Linked DNA regions of Homo sapiens: region 1 is linked to region 2. A link is an interaction called in ENCODE POLR2A ChIA-PET data of the cell type or tissue named here. Cell type or tissue: PC-9. All regions are shown on one strand. Links, peaks and the distances in the headings refer to the core of each region. The heading gives the core; the rest is flanking DNA.

Region 1 (2,919 bases), core at 125-2,624, 1.8 Mb after region 2:
TAAAACTGTTTTCAGTGGAATTTTCAAATGCACAGTAAGGAATAATTTCATTCACATTAAAGCTTTCTAAGAATGAAAATTACCAATACAGCAACATCACAGTCTTTGGCAGATGGAAGATGGCTTTACTTCTTCCTGTTTTTCAGTGTAATTCCACTCAAGTATTTATTGGGCGCACACTCTGCCACGCTGTGCCAGGCTCTGCGATGGGTTCAAAGTAAAAACAAGGCCCCTGATTTCAAACCATTTATAACCTGGCTTGTGAGACAGACTAAAAGGGAGCCAACGATCACCAAAATGAGTACTTGAAGGCATGAAGTGCCACCAAAGAGTTGTGATGAAAGCTTTTTATAAAGATGAAAACAGTATTACTGTTTTTTGAAGAGGTGTTTTTGTGAACTTCCAACTGTGCATTTCCTCTCAAGGGAAAACAAAAATGTCTCAGGTCACATCTTTAAACTGCATTCTGAGTCTAGAGGTGGAGAACTCTGAAACATGGAAATAATTTAAACATAGTTTTTTTAATTAGCTCTCTGATGGCCATGTAACTTTGCCATACTAGGGACTTCAGAACAGTGAAGCCTTTCTTTACCTTGAACTTGGGGTGCAAACTTTTCTGAACCTGACCAAGTATCCATAGCCTTGTTATTTAACTTCCCTGAGCCTCAGTTTAGTGCTTGTTAAAATGATCTTGTGTTCTTACTGTGAGTTTGCATCTCCAAGTACACATGTATTTTGTTTGAAAAGGGGTAATTTTAAAGGCAATGAGTTTTTTTTATGAAGATGTACTAGGTAGAAGCTAAGCTATAAAATACATAGCTGTCTCCTTTTTTAAACTTAAGTTGTCAAAGCTCTTTATCTTCCGTTTTTGTTGTTGTTTTTAGAGACAGAGTCTTGCTCTGTCACCCAGGCTGGAGTACAGTGGCATGATCTCGGCTCACTGCACCCTCCACCTCCCAGGTTCAAGCAATTCTCCTGCCTCAGCCTCCCAGGTAGCTGGGATTACAGGCACCGGCCACCATGCCTGGCTAATTTTTTTTACTTTTACTAGAGACGGGGTTTTCACCATGTTGGCCACCCTGGTCTCGAACTCCTGACCTCAAGTGAGCCGCCCATCTTGGCCTCCCAAAATGCTGGGATTACAGGCATGAGCCACCGCACCCAGCCTAGGTTCAGATTTTGAAATGAATAAAACAATATATTCAAAACTCAAATAGATTAATAAAAATAATGTTCTTTTCACTTGCCTCATATGTGAGGCATTGAGTCCTTTTGTCTTCTCAGTATGAAAAAGCCTTTTAATAAGTGTTACTAGTTTTAAGAAAATACTGACTTACCCAGAAGAATTGCAAATAAGAATTGCTGAATATACATGAAAATCAACATTTTTAAAGCAGAGATTTGTGATGAGTGGAAGACGGAATCTAGATTAAAAGTATCTCAGCTTCTAAAGAATTGTCCTTTTTAACTGTGCAGCAGACTTAGCATATCTTTATGATAAAATTGATTGTACGCAACTTGAGCATAGCTTTCTCTTCTGGGGTAATGTGAAGTAATTTTCAATTAGGGGTGGATCACCTGAGGTCAGGAGTTCAAGACCAGCCTGACGAACATCATGAAACCCCTTCTCTACTAAAAATACAAAAATTAGCCAGGCGTGGTGACCTGTGCCTATAATTCCAGCTACTGGGGAGGCAGACATAGGAGAATCACTTGAACCTGGGAGGCAGAGGTTGCAGTGAGCCGAGATCGCACCACTGCACTCTAGCCTTAGCGACAGAGCGAGACTCCATCTCAAAAAAAAAAAAAAAAAAGCTTCTATATCAGGTTTGTCTAGTTTTAGATACTACTTTGTATGTATATATTACATATAATGACTTAATTTCTACCCCACAGCAAGCACTGACCAAAAGGAAAAACTAGAAATTAGTCATTTCTATAAACTGTATAAAGGTCTTTATTTAATCAAGATTTCTGAGTAGCTTCCATAGGAGCTTATCCTAACTACTTCAGAATTTCTATTTTTAGATCTTATATTTCCTTATTGTAGCAATGAAAAAAAAATTAAATGCCTACTGTGTTAGGTACTCAGGACCTGGGAATTTAAAAAGGTGATGAAGACGCATTTTCTGCCTTAAGTTCACCCTTGAATTATAGTTTCAAGCTAATCATTTAATTGAAAAGCAATTTTATATTTATTCATTTGCTGTTTAATAAACAATTTACCTCGCTTTGGGAGACCAAGGCAGGCAGATCACCTGAGGTCAGGAGTTCAAGACTAGCCTTGCCAAGATGGCAAAACCGCATCTCTACTAAAAATACAAAAATTAGCTGGGCATGTGCCTGTAATCCCAGCTACTCGGGAGGCTGAGGCAGGAGAATCGCTTGAACCCGGAAGGCGGAGGTTGCAGTGCACCAAGACTGCACCACTGCACTCCAACCCGGGCAACAGAGCAAGACTCCATCTCAAAAATATATATATACATAAAAAATAAACAATTTACCTGATGAGCCACACCTATCATCACACTTTATACACAGTAGGTAATTTAATCAGTAAGTAAATTATCCAAGAAAATAGCAACTCAAAACCATACTTCTAGGTATCTGCCAAAGTTTCAATAGTTTCCATTTAAATGTTGTGTATCATTCCAACACTGAGATTCAGTTGGGAGGAGGAGGACAAATCTTTAACCTCGGGAGCATTTAAAGAAGCTAACATTTGAATTCAAAATTCAATGTCTATAATTTCACCTCTCCCTTCTCATTGCATTAATTTTGTGGATCCTTACGATATACAAGGTTGCTGGACTAAGAAAAATTTTTAATGTCTGGCCTATGGTAGACTCAGTAAGTGATTGCCTAGTTAATGACTATTGTATGTTTAAATGTAATTTAGTTTGTTATAGTTCTTTAGAA
Region 2 (2,916 bases), core at 417-2,916:
TTGTCCTCCACCCCTGGGGATGGGACTGCCTGCCCACTTTGTAGACCAGCAGATCCTAACTTTTCCAATGAGAACTTAGGAAACAAATAAAATTGTACGCCCCTGCATCAGAATTTTTCTGTTTTATTCTCTGATTAAGAAAGTACACATGATAAAAAGCTACCTGAATTCATCCAATAGCAGCTTTAAGTGACTATCTAAAACTTGATATTCAGGGCTGAGCATGGTGGCTCACACCTGTAATCCCAGCACTTTGGCAGGCTGAGGCAGTCGGATCACAAGGTCAGGAGTTTGAGACCGGTCTAGCCAATATGGTGAAACCCCAGCTCTACTAAAAATACAAAAATTAGCTGGGCATGGCGGCGCACACCTGTAGTCCCAGCTGCTCCAGAGGCTGAGGCAAGAGAATCGCTTGAACCCACGAGGGGGAGGTTGCAGTGAGCTGAGATCATGCCACTGCACTCCAACCTGGGTGACAGATCTCAAAAAAAAAAAAAAAAAAAGTTTGATATTCAGGTAACAATGCTTGGTCTTTTCCAGTGGATTCTCAAGACCATTCACAGTAATTCCTGAGGGCCCACAGGTTAGGGATCCCTCACTACTGCATTTTCTTCAGGGTCAACTACATTTGATATTATTTCACTTAGCATTTAATTATTTTCATGTTATATTGCACCTTTATTCTCCAGTTTTGAAGTTTAATACAAGTGTAATACGTTTTTTGTCATTATGTAGTTGTACTTGATTTCTTTTCTGTTTTGTCTACTTTTTTCTGAACTTTCAAAAAAATTAACACCTAAATTGCAAACAGATTAGAGAGATAGCAATCTTAATTGGATTTCTGGTTATATCACAGGTGATAAGCTATCACAGGTGACAAACTGTAAAATGTTCAAACTTATGCTCCTAACTGGTTGTCCCACTAGTAACCTGTAGCAGTGGTTCCCAAATGCAAACTACCTGCTTAAAGGTCATTGTTGTGGGTGGGGCACTTAAATATATGGATTCTTGGGTCCCCTCTAGATATTCTCAATCATCGGGCCTGGGGTGGGGTCTAGAAATCTTTAGTCTTTAAAGTTCCATCGATTATTTTGATGCACAGTGAAATTTGGGAATCACCAATTTTCTGTACAATCCATAAATCTGCATGTAGTGACATACTGGTAAACCTTTATTTTTTTTGTATACTAAAGGACCAGCAGAATTGGGCCCATGCCAACATGTCACCTCTAGGGCCTAGACTGCCCTCACTTTTGTTTTTTTCTAGGTTGGTTTCTTAGCACTACCAAGTTGAACATGAACAGTACGACTCCTGCCTCTAGGAGGCAGCTTGGAATATTGTCAGTACTGGATTTTAGAGAGCCTGGCTTCTGTGAATGAACTCTTGGCCTTGGTTCCTCATCTGTAAAAAGATTTTAGAGTAGCCTTTTGCCTTTAAGTGTTTACCATAAACTAGATAAAAGAGCATTCCCCTTTATCTGCAACCCCTGTATTAGTGTTATTTTCATATATAGTCCACTTTTCATTAACTGCACTCCAGGTGTCATAGCTGTATCAGCCAGTGTCTCTAGACTTTCTTCAGTTTGCTATAACAAAGTACCATGAATTGGATGGCTTATAAACAACAGAAGTTTATTTCTCACAGTTCTGGAGGCTAGAAATATGAGATCAAGGTGCTGGCAGCTTCAGGTCTGGTGAGGATGCGTTTCTTGGTTTCCAGACAACTGTCTTCTTGCTGTATCCTCATATGGTAGAGAAAAGTTAGAGAGCTTTTGAGGTTCTCTTTAAGAACACTAATCCTTTTCATGAGGATTTCTACCCCCTAACCCAGTACCTTCAAAGGCTCCACCTCCTAATACCGTCACATTGAGGATTAGGATTTCAACATAAAAGTTTCGAGGGGATGCAAACATGTAGGCAGGTAGGCAAACTTATGATGACCAAGAACCGGTTCTAACCTCAGGAAATGAAGCAATAATGGTAATATCATTTCACTGGAGAAGTTTCTGCCTGTTTCCAGAGGGAGAGGGCTGATTAAGAGCTCTCCCTACATTCCACCTTGTGAAAATTGCCATCAGATATCGTGTAAAACTATGAAGTCATCTTTTTTAAACACAAAGTATGACTTCATGGTGTAGACAATGTTTAAAAAATCTCTGGCCGGGTGCGATGGCTCACACCTATAATCCCAGCACTCTGGGAGGCCGAGGCGGGCGGATCACCTGAGGTCGGGAGTTCAAGACCAGCCTGACCAACATGGTGAAACCCCATCTATACTAAAAATACAAAATTAGCCAGGCATAATGGCGCATGCCTGTAGTCCCAGTTACTCAGGAGGCTGAGGCAAGAGAATCGCTTGAACCCGGGAGGCGGAGGTTGCATTGAGCCGAGATCGTGCCATTGCACTCCAGCCTGGGCAACAAGAGCAAAACTCCGCCTTAAAAAACAAACAAAAAAAACAAAACAAACAAAAAAACTCTCTCTGTATCTAAAACAAACTTTTTGGTGGCTTACACTTATAATCCCAGCACTCTGGGAGGCTGAGGTAGGAGGATTGCTTGAGCCCAGGAGTTCAAGACCAGCCTGGGCAACATAGAGAGACCCCCATCTACACAAATTAAATAGAAAACATTAGCCAGGTATGGTGGTGCATGCCTGTAGTCTCGGCTACTCAGGTGGCTAAGGTGGGAGGATCACTTGAGCCTAGAAGTCAAGGCTACAGTGACCCGAGATCATGCCACTCACTGCATTCCAGCCTGGGTAGCAGATCAAGACTCTGTTTCAAAAATAAAAAATAAAACAAGTTTTTAATAGTTTTTGGTAATACCCATCACAAAGAGATATTAAAGAATTAATAATAATGGTGATCACTGCCGTTTAATGAGAGATACCCATGGGTGTGTTGCTCTACAGTTT

Evidence for each region. ChIA-PET counts read pairs that join two places held together with the same protein. Peaks named below come from ENCODE experiments on the same cell type or tissue, not always from the same donor. Only the 100,000 strongest peaks of a DNase experiment are listed, where the experiment ranks them.
Region 1: POLR2A ChIA-PET joins it to region 2 with 9 read pairs; 1 of 35 experiments calls an interaction of 5 or more read pairs at or near these places.

Annotation. Positions count from the first base shown.
Region 1 is chr3:25,665,732-25,668,650 of GRCh38, forward strand. No RefSeq gene overlaps it. Among named protein-coding and RNA genes, the nearest start is that of MIR4442, 2.3 kb to the left of the region's middle. In PC-9, for the core only: no CTCF peak of the experiment used is centred there; no DNase peak of the experiment used is centred there; H3K4me3 peaks cover 16 bases.
Region 2 is chr3:23,883,421-23,886,336 of GRCh38, forward strand. The region is part of intron 3 of UBE2E1 (ubiquitin conjugating enzyme E2 E1); the gene reads left to right. Among named protein-coding and RNA genes, the nearest start is that of NKIRAS1, 32 kb to the right of the region's middle. In PC-9, for the core only: no CTCF peak of the experiment used is centred there; a DNase peak (open chromatin) is centred at 1,961; H3K27ac peaks cover 2,500 bases.